2 separate regions of the Mus musculus genome follow, and region 2 is linked to region 1. A link is a contact called in ENCODE Hi-C or POLR2A ChIA-PET data. All regions are on one chromosome and are shown on one strand. Each heading gives the region's core, a stretch centred on a gene start or an enhancer-like site at or near the end of the contact. The rest is flanking DNA. Distances are from core to core; before and after follow the strand shown.

Region 1 (6,873 bases), core at 1,664-4,163:
TCCTGGAATCAAAGTTACAGGTGGTTGTAAGCTGCCATGTATCTGCTGGGAATTGAAGTCAGGTCCTCTGAAACAACCAGTGTTCTTAACTGATAAGCCATCTCTCCAACCCTCTAGTATTTTTTTTTTCCCGAGACAGGGTTTCTCTGTGTAGCCCTGGCTGTCCTGGAACTCACTCTGTAGACCAGGCTGCCCTCGAACTCAGAAATCCACCTGCCTCTGCCTCCCAAGTGCTGGGATTAAAGGCGTGCGCCACCACTGCCCGGCTTTTTTTAACTTTTTGAAACAGGGTCTATGTGCGCCACCACTGCCCGGCTTTTTTTTAACTTTTTGAAACAGGGTCTATGTAGCCTTAGCTGTCCTGGAACTCACTGTGTAGACCAGGCTGGCCTCAAACTCATTGAGATCCTCTTGTTTCTGACTCCCAAATGCTAGGATTAGAGGTGTGTACCATGATCATGATACACAGTTTAAACTCATTTTTATAACAATCTCAAATAAGGTTTTTATGTCCTAAGGAACATAAACCCTTACATTCTCTAAACTTCTTTAACCTTTGGGAAAGATTTACCACAGCACAATAGGAAGCTAGACATTTGAGAAATTAAGTTTGTTAACAAGAAAGGCATGGAAGAGGCTGGCAAGATGGCTCAGCAAAGAAAAACACTTGCTGTTCTTGCGGAAGAACCAGGTTCGGGTCCTATCACCAACAGGGTGGCTCCTAACTATGTGTAACTCCAGTTCCAGAGGCTCCAATGTCCTCTGCATTGAATGCATGTGGCACACAGATACACATGCATACACAACAGACACACACATAAAATACATGTCTTTTTTAAAGGCAGGATAAATGAAACAGTCAAATAGTTAACTGTAAGTGAAGGGATGTGAACTATAAGATGTCTCCTCTTTACCACTCCCCTCCACCCCCTTTTCTGGTTTGTGTCAGGAATCAAACCCAGAACCTTGCACAATGCTAGGTACCACTCTACCACCCAGCCACATCCCAGCACTGCTGGTCCTATTCTTTGCCAACAGACTTTGAATAGCAATGGATCTGTTCTCTCAAACACTTCTAAAGTCACTAATGAAATCTCAAGAGAGTTGAGTCTTGCAGTGACACAGGGTTTGGGATTCTAAGCTTGGTGGTGGCGGTGGTGGCGTACACAGGAGCTTCACTGACCTACCACAGAGAAATCTGAAGTAAGTTTCATTTCTGTTGAAGAGTCTGGCTTCTATTCTTTCTCATCGAAAAAGGCTGATCACCATGGAGATACAGGAGATACACAGACCCAGACCAGAAACACCTGTCACTTTCACAAAAGGAAGAAAAATAGAGGGTCTGGCTGGAAGATGCCTGCAGGTTTAAACCTATCACTTCACTCTCATTTTGTGAGAATCTAATATCCTATTCGCTAATGAGCTCTCTTCTCAATTAATTTCACTAATTAGTTATCTATTCTTGTTCAGCCAGAATTCCTGCCCTTCTACTTAGCAAGCCTAACAAGCCACAATAATTATACATCCCTGGTGGAATGCCACTCACCAAATCAGTGAGGACAGTCTCAAGTTAGCTTTTCCATCTTCCCAGGTCAGGCTGACAGCATGAAACACCAACTTTAAACATCAAGTGAAACAAGCTTTAAAAAAAAAAATAATCAGGGGAGAGACTCTCTCCCTCTCTCCCTCTTTCTCTGGAAATTTCTCTGCCAGTTCAGAGTTGCCAGGTCAACAGGGAACACCAGCATTTACTACTCCGATCTCAAAGGCACTTCCCCTAAGCGGCACCCATCCCAACCATCCAGAATTCTCGCCCTCGGCCCCACCCCCAACAGCATCTTCTCATTTTTCACCAAGGGCTGAAGTTTTCACTAGCACTCCAAGACCACACTAAGGGAGGCAAGTCGCATTCCTTAAAACTCTTTCCTTCTGTCCCCCAAACTACCTGTAACAGCGAATATTTATTTATTATGTATGTATTTATTTCGAAGACGTTGGGCGTCCGCTATAGGGAGAAAAGCTTAAAGGGCATTTATGGCCCTCTGTCCTTTAAAGGCTGGGATTCGTGTCCCCATTTTACAGAGAAGAGAAGCTGAGGGCCCAAGGTCATACAGGACATCTGACCTCAGTGTCCTCTGCCTTTAACCCTCTCGCTGCCTTTGCCTTCTCATCAGCGTCCAGTCTGTTCCGGGAAGGGCTCGTTTTCTCTCCAGGCGGTCTCCCCCTCTAAAGGGCGGACCTTGGAGAACTGCTACCCATTCCGTTTCTTCTCTGGGCGACCCCCCCCTCCCTTCCACCTGGCACCGCTTCTTCAAGGCCCCTGTCACAGCACCTCCTCCATGGCCAATTCAAACTTCCCATCGGTCCCCAGAGCAGGTCGGGTCCGCTATGAGCGGCGGGCGAGCGGCGGGCTCCAGGGAGGAGGGGGGGGAGGGGAAAGGGGCGCGCAGCCCGCAGCCCCGCCGGGTCTGGGCAGCCAACGCGCGGCCGCGGAGGGCGCGGGCGGCTGCGTCAGGGAGGAGGCCGCGTGTGCGGGCGGGCTGCGGGGTGGCGCGGCAGGAAACGGCGAGTCACGGAGCGCGGGGTCGGCCGGGGCGGCGGCGCGGGCCGCAGCGGGAAGAGGCGTGGGGTGGCCGCAGGGTCGCCTTCCTACCTATGCCGGGCGCCACATAGACGAAGTAGAGCAGCGAGGACGACAGCGAGAAGAAGAAGAGCGCGGCGAGCAGCGAGCGGCGCGGCAGCCGCAGCAGCCCCCGGCGGGCGCGCATGCTGAGCCGGCGGCCGCTCGAGGGCCAACCCGGGCCCCGCTCCCGCCGCTCCGGTCCGCCGCCTGGGCCTCGGCCGCCGCCTTCCGGGCTTCGCGCGCCGCCGCCTCGCCGCTTTCAGCCGCCGGCCGCCGCGGGCCGGGCCACATGAGGCGGGAGGGGGCCGACGACCAGAGGAGCTCAGCGGCGGGGGCGAGGCGGGCGGGGCGGGGCCTGTTAGGAGGGCGGGGTGAGGGGCGGGGTCTGATGCTGAGGGCGGGGCGAGGGCAAGGGCCGCAGTCTGAGGAGCAGATGGAGGTACCAGACCTGAGGCAGGCCTGATGGGGACCGAGTAAGGGCGGGGCCTAAACTGGGGGCCGGACGAGGGCGGGGCCTGATGTTAAGGGTGCCTCCGCGAGCCTGAGAACACCGGCGGGGACCGGGCTTGAAGTCTGATGGGGAGGGGGATAAGGGCGGGGCCGGGAGCATAACAAGCATTTTGCGGGAGCCTGAGCCTGAGGCCTGACGGGGAGGAGAGAAGGGCGTGGCCTGAGGCAAGGGGGCGGGAATGGGCAGGGCCTACAGTCCGGGGAGCGCATCTGTGGGGCGGGGCCTGGATGTGGGGGCGGGGCGGGGCGGGGCGGGGTTCACGCGCGAGCACTCTAGCCGCAAGATCCTCGAGCGGCCGCCGCCCATGCTGGCAGGAAGCGGCTCGCTAGTACGACTTGGTTCCCGTGCGAGCTCCCCACGCGGGGATCGAGGGGTGGTGGACAATGTGTGAATAGCCAGGTAGCCCGCCGCTGCAGCAGAGCAAGGATGCAGAGGCCGGGGCATTCGTGTTCGCCCTCACTCATCCATTCATTCCAGACACCATTTATGATAAAGTGGCAGTTACGGGTCCTGGGGCCGGGGATGCTCCACGGAGCAAAGATTCCTCTGGGAACCTGTATTAATGCGAATAAGAAAAAAATCAATATAACAGATGATGATGATAAGAGATATGAAAACAATTAGACATGAAGATGTTTCGGATGCATTCTACTCTAGTCTGAGATTGAGGGGGAAGCCTCTCCTTCCTGGGTGGCATGAACACAAAAGAATGTGAAAGTGCCAGGTGGAGAAAGAGTGGTCCCACTAAGGGGAACTACAAATGCAAAAGCCGGAAGGAAGGAAGAAGGGGCTTGATCCGCCTTCAATGAATCCAAGGATAAAATCCCAGGAAAGAAGAAGAGATCCAAACAAGGTCACATCCTACAGGACAGAACAGTGGTGACAACTGTCAATGTTAAGACACCGAGAAACAGGGCTTCTTAGCCAGTAACAGCCTCTCTCTAAGTCCTGAGATCGTGGCTCCCCTACCCCCACTTTGGCCCCATTGCACCGATGAGAAAACTGAAGCTTCTGGAAAGAGAAGCAAGTCGTCTAAGTTGTGAAGTAAGGGCTCAAATCAAAAGTGGCCTGCCACCGGGGCTTGACCACTAACCCCATTTCTCATTCTGCACTGTCATGTGCACTTCCAAGCCTCGACTTTCCCATCACCTCCAAAGCCATGTTTTGGTATGTGTTCCTTTTGGTTTCTCAAACCAGTGCTCTACAAGGACAGAGATTCTGTTTCATGTTTTGCTATGTATGTGCTCAGAGCTCAGTGCCCAGTACCTAAAAGATCAACAGAGGGGATGCAGAGCACCCACTAACACCAGAGGAAACAGAGATGGCTGGCTAGTCCTAAAGTCCCAGAGCAGGCTCCACAGGAAAGGAAGTGAGCAGCTCGGGGCAGGATTCCTCAGAGGGAAGGCATCCAACGGAATTCAAGAGGGAACCAGTCAGGTGACACATTCGGCTGACTTCCACGCTTGCACACAAACGTATACAAGATAAGTAAAATAAATATTATTTTTAAAATGTTAAAATAAAAAGAGCATAGAAAGGTGGGTTGAGAAGGTGATGAGATGGGTCTTTTCAGGATGAAACATCTGATCCTGGTAAGGAAAGGGACATGGCCAGGGGCTCAGCAGGACCCTAAAGACTTTTAGTGGCACTTCTTTCTTTCTTCCTCTTTCATCCTGACCAGTTGCTTCTTGCCTCATCCTTCTCCTGCCCTCTGACCAGGACTCAGTAAAGCAGAGACCTTTGTAAACTCGAGACTTAGGAAATGTCAAGTAGAGGCTCCCTGTCCCTCCTCTCTGGGGTTCCACGGTGAGGACTGAGGACAGAGTCTCTGAAAAGCGTCCACTCTGTAATAGGCGCTGAAGCAATTTGAATCATTCCTGTACTTAACATAGCGATTCCGATTCCACGGTCAACCTGGGCTAAGCGAGACCCTGTCTCAAAGAAAAAAATCACAAGTAACAGGGTGCCCTGCTCTTTCTTCAATCTGCCCTGAAGGTTCCACAAGCCTGCCCTGAGGGGGCCATTACACAATGCATGAACGTGTAGGAGTGAGATAGCATCTTTGGGCTGGACTGTCTCAATTCCAACTCCCGGAGGCAGAAAAAAAAACAACGCCTTTGTAAAGGTCACCCAGGTCCAAGAGCCGCTGGCTGAGCACGTTTCTCCAGCCTGAAACCCTCATAAACTGAGTGTAGTTGACTGGGTGGTTCCTGTGGTCAATAAACTCCCTTTCTACAGAAATGAAACTCAGAGTGAAAAGGCGGGGTAGCACTTGAGGCTGCAGCTTTGAGAGCTGGTAAATCCTCAGGGTGACGCCAGCCTGTGATACCAGCACTTCAGAAACTGAGGCCAGTCTACATTAAAAAAAAAAAAAAATCACTTAATTTTAATGTGTATGCTGCAGGGGCTGGGGACTATGAGCACGTGAGTGCAGGTACCTGCTGAAGCCGGAAGAGGAAGTCAGATTCTTCTGGAACTGAAGTGACAGGCAGCCCAGAGGAAGGGGATTGCCACAAGTTCAAGACCATCCAGAGCTACATATTATAAGACCCTGTTTCAAATATCAACAAGCTTAGAAAGGTTAACACATGGGCTTCAGTACAAGCCTGAGTATCTGTGTTCGAACCCCAAGAATCCACATAAAAACTGGATGCACTGCCCATTACTGTCTGTAGTGTGGGTGCTACTGTGGGAAGGCGAGAGGCAAACACAGAAGAGTCCCAGAAGCTTACAGGCCAAGTTAGTTTAGTATGCTCAGCACACACACACATATACATGCACACACATGCACATATAAACACACACATGCGTGCATATACAAATAAAAAAAAACCTTATTTTTGTTTGGGGTGTAGGGGGAGCACTTTTGAAATGGTCTCATGTAGACCAGGCTAGACTGAAACTCTGTTAGAGGGTGACCTTGAACTTCGGATCCTTGGGCCAGAGACGTGCTCAGCTAGTCAGGTCTCTGCTCACCAAACTCACGGCCTACTAGGTAGACGGAGAGAACTGACTCCTGCAAGTTGTCTTTGGATCATGGCATGTGCTCACACACACACACACACAATAAAAACAAATGTAACTTTTCAAGTCTTTTCATTTTGCCTGCTTGTATGTCTACGCATCACACATGTGCAGTGTCCATAGAGGTCCAGAGAGGGTGTCGAATCCCTGAGAACTGGAGTTATAGGTGACTCTGAGCCACCCACTGTGTGGGTGCCAGGAACTGAGCCTGGGTCCTCTGGAAGGGAAGTTCTTAACCGCTGAGCTGTCTCCCCGGGCCCAAAGGCTGTTTCTGGGAAGCGTCACACACCCTTTCCTGAGCTGTCACTGACTAACAGAGCAGAGCCTGCTGACTGGCCAGACCTTGCCAGAAGCCCAGGCCAGAGGGCCCTGTCGATGTCACAGGAAGCACATGGCTGAAAATTAGGAAGGGTGTCTCTAAAGAGAGACACAGTTGCTCTGGTGAAAGGACCAGGGAGTAACAGCAGACACTGGGGTCCAGGCCTTCACCCCTTTAATAGTCCTTTTATGGTAGTGGAAACACTATGGGGACACTACAGTCCCCTTCCCCTTATCTGCTTAAGACCCACTTCAAATATTTTTTTCCATCAGGCAGTGTCTCAGAATTAGGGTGCTAGATTCTATTTATTTTGTAGCACTTTATTACTCTGTGTGTGTGTGTGTGTGTGTGTGTCTGTTTAGGTCCTGGGCATCAAAGTGGTCAGGCTTGGCAGCA
Region 2 (6,873 bases), core at 2,658-5,157, 49 kb before region 1:
GGGCAGAGTGGTGCCCTAGCCTGCTGGTCACACAGGACTCTCAGGGAAGGTGACACTTGGCCCTACAGAAAGCAGCTGTAGAATGCTAAGACAATGGACCAGTCACAGGGCATTTTACACATCCTAAATTTATTCCACCACATGCAAATATGTAGGCAAACTATTGGGGGGATCCACCCCCCCCACCCCCAAGCAAACAAAAACTCACTTATTGCTTTTAGAACAAATTACTTTTAGACTATGCCTGGCAAAGCTTTTAAGTGCACACAATGAAGAGCAGCCGGGTAGCCCCTGATAGGGTTTCAGCTCCGGGCAATACTTCACAGCTCACTTTCTGACCTCAAAGCAGCCTCCTTAGGTCCCATCTGAGTCACTCAAGTGTAGTGACTTCTCAGGTTGGCACTTAGTGGCAAAGGCTGTCAAACACCCATAACAAGGCCCCACCCTGGGTCCCACAGGAGACTCAGGTGAAGGTTGAGTGAACCATTGAGATGAGATACAGTTCTCCGGAGAAGGTGACTCCAGGGATGGAGACATCTTCACAGCATGCTCTACAGACTGTCACATCTATCAGGAGGGTGACTCCCCTCCCACTGGCGTTGAGACCCCCTCTGCTGTGCTCAGCTATCTCCCCAGGGCCAGCACCCCTGGGTCTTCCTGCCACCTTCCCTGGATCGCAGTACCTGTGATACCCACTGCCCATCTCCATTTTCCATCCTTCATCCGGTGTCACTTTTGAACTGTATTCAATGATTCTTTTTTTTTTTTTTTTTTAAAGATTTATTTATTTATTATATGTAAGTACACTGTAGCTGTCTTCAGACACTCCAGAAGAGGGAGTCAGATCTTGTTACGGATGGTTGTGAGCCACCATGTGGTTGCTGGGATTTGAACTCCTGACCTTTGGAAGAGCAGTCGGGTGCTCTTACCCACTGAGCCATCTCACCAGCCCCTCAATGATTCTTGAGAATGCCCAACTTTCCCTGTGTCCCCTGCAGCCGCACTTCTTCCGGGATGCAGCACAGCTCCATGCTTCCTGCTGTCCGTCCCACAGACCCCACCCAGACCCAAGCATCTTGTCTTCTGTAACCCCTAACCCTCTGAGTCCTGTTCTCAGCACCTCCTCCCCCCTCCTCCAGGAACTGATCCTCCAGGCCAAAATGGCTCTTTCCCTGATGCCCTCGCCAGATTACAACTTCCCACCTGCTATTTTTGCTTGGTGGTCTTCAGCCCCTTAAACACAATACAGAAGATGGTACCACACAAAGCGGGGAAGATGGCAGCTCCCAAGGACTTCCCCACCCCCCAGGCCTGGGGTCCCACCCTGGCCTCTTCTTCCATCACTCCTTACCACCCTGACATCTTTGCTCTTCACTCTTGCCCCCCAGTGGGCGACGTCCCTAGAAACTGTGAAATCCCACCATATACAGCCCCAACTCCATCTTTCTTAGTATGTGCCCAGCCTCCTTCCCGGTCCCACGGGTCCTGCTGAGTTTTGCCTGCACTTTGGTGCTGTGAGCACACATCTTCCCTTTCCCGGGTCTCCAGCTCTACCCCACATGGCCTCCACTTTGACCAAGTAAGGACCAGCCAGCAGCCTTCTTTCCCAGAACATTCTATGGACTGAGAGTGGTCCCTTCTCTTGTCGGCAGTGACTAGATGCAGGTAAAGAGAATACTGGGGGATGAGGAGGTGGGATGGGTGGAGAGAGCTCGGTGGTTATGAGCACGGACTACTCTAGCGAAGGAGAATCTGAATTCAATTCCCACCACCACCATGGTGGCTCGTTAACTCTAGGTCCAGGTGAGCAAGAGCTCTCTTCTGGCCTTTGTGGGCCTCAACCATGGAAGGGAGGGAGGGAAGGATGACGGACAGACAGACAAGACAGCAGAGCTGGGGCTCTGTTGATGAGAGCTGGCGAACAAGCACGGAGGCCTGGACGCTAATCCCAGCACCACACAAACTGAGCTTGGTGGTACATAGCTACCAGAAGTTCACGACCATCCTCAAGTACACACACAGAACAAGTTAGGGCCAGCCTGGGCTACGAGATGGGAAAATAAGTCAAAATGCACACACACCGGGAATGACAAGCCTTCAATTCCTAACAGTTTGTGATTACAACACGAGCAGGATCTGGCAGAAAGAACCCAGGACTGCCCACCGAGAATGTTCTGGCAGAAAGAACCCAGGACTGCCCACCGAGAATGTTCTGGAGCCAGATCTTCATTCCCTGGTGTCGCCAGTGTGTGGTGTTCTACAGAGGAAGGGAAACCACCCTGAGAGGCAGCTAGACAGAGAGACGACTACCAAGGTTTGGTTATTGAATATGTATTTTTTACTGAAAAAATCATTCATAAATTAACATACAAAAATGTACAAACACATGAGTGAACAATGTAATGACAAGGACTATTTCTGTGAAAAGTGTTTTTAAAACATCTTTAGGTTTCAGTGCAAAAATGTACCCCTGGCACCTTTTAAAACAAAGAGCAAGCTCACAACAGAGACAGTAATGCTGGGCTAAGCTGGCTGCGTCAGTGCCTCAATCTGTTGGTGGTGGGTACGTCAGTGTGTACGCCGCGGCTCTGTGCTGTCCTCTGAGGAAGGGAAGCGATGACAGAGTCCCCTGACAGAGTCCCCCATTTTAACAAAATTAAGGTTTTGCAAATACCCCCTCCCCCGAAGAACCCCTGTGCAGAGAGGGGCCTTGCGCGCACACACAAGGCAGGCAGTTGAGGAGGTCATCTAAGGGTCACTCGTCTGTAGCACTCAGTCATCTGGGCTGCCACAGTACACCAAGGTCACACTCCATTGTCACTGTCATTTTTTTCAAGCAATGACCTACGCTGTGGCTCAGTGGTAGCTTTGGCTGTGACACTGCCCACTCGGTACGTGACTGGGTGGCCAATGACAGACAGTGCCCACAAAAGTCCACACTAAAAACAAACTTGGACATGATTGCAACAGGACAGAAGCGACCCTACTTGAGCAGTAAAAAGACCTTTGTCCCCAAATCTGCATTTTCCCTCTTCAATTAAGTATCAGCCTTTGGCTCAAAACAGTACCCTGTGGCTAGTGTAAGATTGCAGCGCTTCAGCCAGGATACATGCCGCGTGCACCGTTGTCCCTCCAAAGGACACCATGGCTCCAGCACAGTGAAGCACTCCTGGCCTTTGGTATGGAAACAGAAGAATGAGGGAGAGAGGGCTGGGCCGTGACTCAGTGGCAGAGCACTCGCCTAGCGTGGTGGGCCACGGGCTTCATTGCCAGCACTGTGAAACTAACCAAGGGAGGCGGAGGGAGGGTGGAGACCGGGCGGAACCCAGGCTTTATTGCTGTGTGTACCGTAAGACAAGGCAGGTCAACGCAGCGGTGCAGCTCCTTGCCCAGCGCAAACAGATGACGCGGCTCACCAGCTCTCAAGGGCAGACACCTGCTCTCTCATATGAGCGGGAAGCACTCTGCAGTGCCATCTGTTCCCTAGTTACCACACTAGTCTACAAAAAGAACAAAACACAAGAAAAAACAAGGCCTGGCCAATCACTCCCACAGTCTGTGGGGATCATCTGTCCTCAGAACCAACTGTGTGATGCAAAACCCCACCCCCACATATCTACATCCCACCCCCACCCATGTAAACCATGAACATCAAGGGTGCTGAAGGCAAAGAGGCAAAGAGCTTGAGGCCAGAAGAGAGCGTTCCTCACCACACACGATCCCTGCTTTAGGGACTGGGGGTGCAGTGGAGGCAGACACAGGAAGGAGGTGCCCTTTTCAGTGCCCTTTAGGAACTCATGTCAGGGAGCAGGGGAGACTGCTGGGCTGACTGGCCCCTGGCTGACATGCACCCCAGGGCCACCTGCTCCTGGGCTGAGCCCTCCTGACCAACTGCTTCTTAGCACAGCACAGTGGCTTCCTAGAAACTAAAGAGGGAAACGGAGAAATCACTGAAGCCAGCTGGTCATGCAGGCACAGCCCAGAGAAACTGTGGCCAAGTTCCAAAGAAAAAAGGGAACGGTCACCCAGCAGCCACTGTGTGTGTGAGGAGGTGTAGGGAGCTGGACTGTGCTACACAGCACAGGCTGACCTGGAACTTGTGACACAGCTCACACTGGCCTCATATCTCCTGGTCTCTAGCTCCCGCCATCCATACTGGAGTGATAAGCCTGTGCCCTGGGCCTTTGCCTCCCCTCCCCTGCACATCCCAGCTGGCTCCGCTGGGTCTGTAAGAGGGGAGAGCACTGTGCCCCTAACAGCAGTTCCAGCTTAGGGGCTGAGTCTCCAGGAGGAAGTCCTTGGGGGAAGGGGCTAAAGGAGGGGACAGGAAAGGAGGGGCAGAGCAGAGAAGAGGGGCTACAGTGACCGGAGGTTCTTTGTTCCACCCTGCATCCACTTCCTTCCTAGATGACAGGGACTTGGGTGATGACACTCAACTGCGTGGGAACTGGGGTGTTTGCCACCCAAGGTGATCTAACATATGAGGCCCTCACTTTGATGTGGAGCCAGCTATAAAATTAAACTTTAAAAAGGCATTTTACATGGCTTATTTACAACTGCACTTCTTCAAGAAGTGACTGTTATATGTCTATCACACCAAGTCCCTCCCCTCTGTCCTCAGTCCCCACCCAAAGCAGAAAATTTTTCTTTAAAAAAAAAAAAAAAAAAAACCACCAAAAAAAAAAACAACCCCAAAACCCCACAAACAAACCAAAACCAAAACAAAACAAAACAAAACAAAACAAAAAAACCCAAACAAACAAAAACCCCTAAACTAAGCCAAATGAAAAATGAAAACCAAAGAGAACTGTAGAGATGCAGAGACGGGCCTTCAGGCCAGGGGGCTTGGCCACCCATCTATCCAAGGGGCACCTAGCCTGGCCCTGCAGTTCTATGGGTTGCAGCTGAGACAGGACCTGGGGGCGGTGGGGGGGGGGGGACGGACAGGGACGGACGGAAGGGAGTGGCAGGGCAGACATCTGTCTTGTGGAATAGACACCAGTGCTGATGACAGGTGTCCTCAAGTCTCCTGTCCCTGTTGGGCCCTACAGCGAAGGCCTTTGTGCGTGTGCTCTGTGACAGTTTTCTGGAACCCCTATGGTCCTGTGCTCCACTCTCTTCTGTCCTCCTGTGTTGACCCCCAGGATGGCGGGTCGCAGCCCGTCCAAGGGAGCGGTGGGTAGGTGAGTGCGGCTTCTCTTCGCATCTCAGTACTCAGTCACCTGAGCCAGCTCGGGTGTCAAGTTGACAGTTATGTTTTTATACAAGGCGTCGTACGTGACATTCGCAGAGTAGTTCAGGTTGTTGAGGCCATCCAGTCCTTGCCGCTCCTTTGACTTCCTCAGCAGAGCGTACCTGGGGAGCCGAGGACAGAGAGGGAGGAGAGCTGACGCCCAGCTTTACAAGTCCAGGGCAGATGCCTGGACCCGTCTTCCAGCATCTCATCTAATGCCTCTGAGGCCCAAGGAAACGGAGGCTCCAGAGACGAATCCCAGGTCAGAACTGGGGAGCTCCGGAGATTACAGAGGAGGGGCAGAAAGAAGTCAGGCTTAGAGCCCTACCACTCCCTTGTAGATACCTTTACAGCACAGGGGTTAGCAGAAGGTGACCTCAACTCTATCTCACCAATGGTCACCTAAAATGTCTACCCTGGCTCATCAGGACAGATGCACACCCATGGTGCCCGCCACACACTGTGGCAGAGCTGGTGCACGCAGCAATTTCAGCAGTGAGGGGTCAACGGCAGGAGGATGGAGAGCTGGAGGCCAAGCCAAGCATAGACACGGCCGCAAATGACAAAAGCAACAGAATGGGCTGGCTGAGAAAGCTGAGGGGAGAAATCAGCTACCAGCCACCCTGAGGACCAATAAACAGCACCAACCTGCCAAGAAACTGGACCTCTCCTCGATGGTGGTGAGGAATGGACTTGTATTTTCCTGTGTCCCCTTCTGGCCGGCTCACAGAATAGCCTGCATTTTGTACCCTGTCCAAAACCAAAGGAACAACAGTGAGCCGCGGAGACCCAGAGACTAGTAAGCTTTAAGACACCTCTCGACCTCTCCAGCAACAATGTCCAAGCGCCTTCTGTTGCAGCTCACTGAGCTAGTTGATGGTTACTTAACATTTCATGGGTGGGTGCGCGTGCGTGTGCACGCATGCACTTGGATGTGCTTGTGAAGGTCAGGAGACAACCTCGCATGTCACTCTTCAGGCACCATGTGACTTTTCTTTTTGGAGACAAGGTCCCTCACTGGCCCAGAGCTCATCACATAGGTGGACAGCCGGGGGGGGGGGGGGGGGTTTGAGGTCTCCACTTCCATTGCTGGGATTACAGGTGTGTGCTACTGAGACCAACAACTTTTTTGAGACAGGGTCTCACTGTCTGTGTAGCTCTGACTCCCTATATAGAATAGATCTGCCTGACCTGGAACTCACAGACATCCTCCTGCCTGCCTCCCAAGGGCTGGGATTATAGTCATGTGGTACTGTGGTGGTATTGTGACAAATGTACCTACAGCCTTTAATATTTGAACACTTGATCCCCAGCTGGCAGTGCTGTTTGGGGAGGCTTAAAAGATGTGGCCTTGCTGGAAGAAGCCAGTCACTGGAAGTGGGCTTTGAGAATTTACAGCCATTTCCAGGTGGCTCTCTCCACTTCATGTTTGAGGTGGCAGATGTGTGCTCTTAGCAGCCTGCTCCAGCTACATGCCTGCTGCCTCCTGGCCATGATGACTCTAATCCTCTGCAGCCCTAGGCCCAGATACGTTCACCCCTCTAGAAGTCACCTTGGCCTTGGTGTTTTATCACAGCAACAGAAAAGTAACTGATAGATAGAGCCACCACTCTCAGTGCCTTTAAACAAACAAGAAACAT

What was found. Hi-C counts contacts between places; a loop is a spot of excess contacts on that map. ChIA-PET counts read pairs that join two places held with the same protein, here RNA polymerase II (POLR2A).
Region 2: a loop to region 1 is called in a map of left cerebral cortex, with 4 times the contacts of the local background. The contact joins the enhancer-like site here to the promoter of B4galt5 in region 1. A Hi-C loop is called at or near these places in 11 of 37 maps with a recorded cell type or tissue (adrenal gland, gastrocnemius, heart and 1 more). POLR2A ChIA-PET finds 5 or more read pairs at or near these places in 3 of 5 experiments (Patski and embryonic stem cell).

The regions. Positions count from the first base shown.
Region 1 is chr2:167,346,265-167,353,137 of GRCm38, forward strand. It overlaps B4galt5 (UDP-Gal:betaGlcNAc beta 1,4-galactosyltransferase, polypeptide 5), which reads right to left and starts at 2,914. Exons shown (of 9, transcript NM_019835.2): 1 at 2,654-2,914. The coding sequence starts at 2,768.
Region 2 is chr2:167,296,129-167,303,001 of GRCm38, forward strand. It overlaps B4galt5 (UDP-Gal:betaGlcNAc beta 1,4-galactosyltransferase, polypeptide 5), which reads right to left. Exons shown (of 9, transcript NM_019835.2): 8 at 5,882-5,983; 9 at 2,316-5,355. The coding sequence ends at 5,208. Among named protein-coding and RNA genes, the nearest start is that of B4galt5, 50 kb to the right of the region's middle. Within about 2 kb of position 3,908, at least 1 of the 3 ENCODE cell types and tissues checked has a DNase peak (open chromatin) inside an H3K27ac peak, as active enhancers do; it is heart, where a contact is called at or near this core.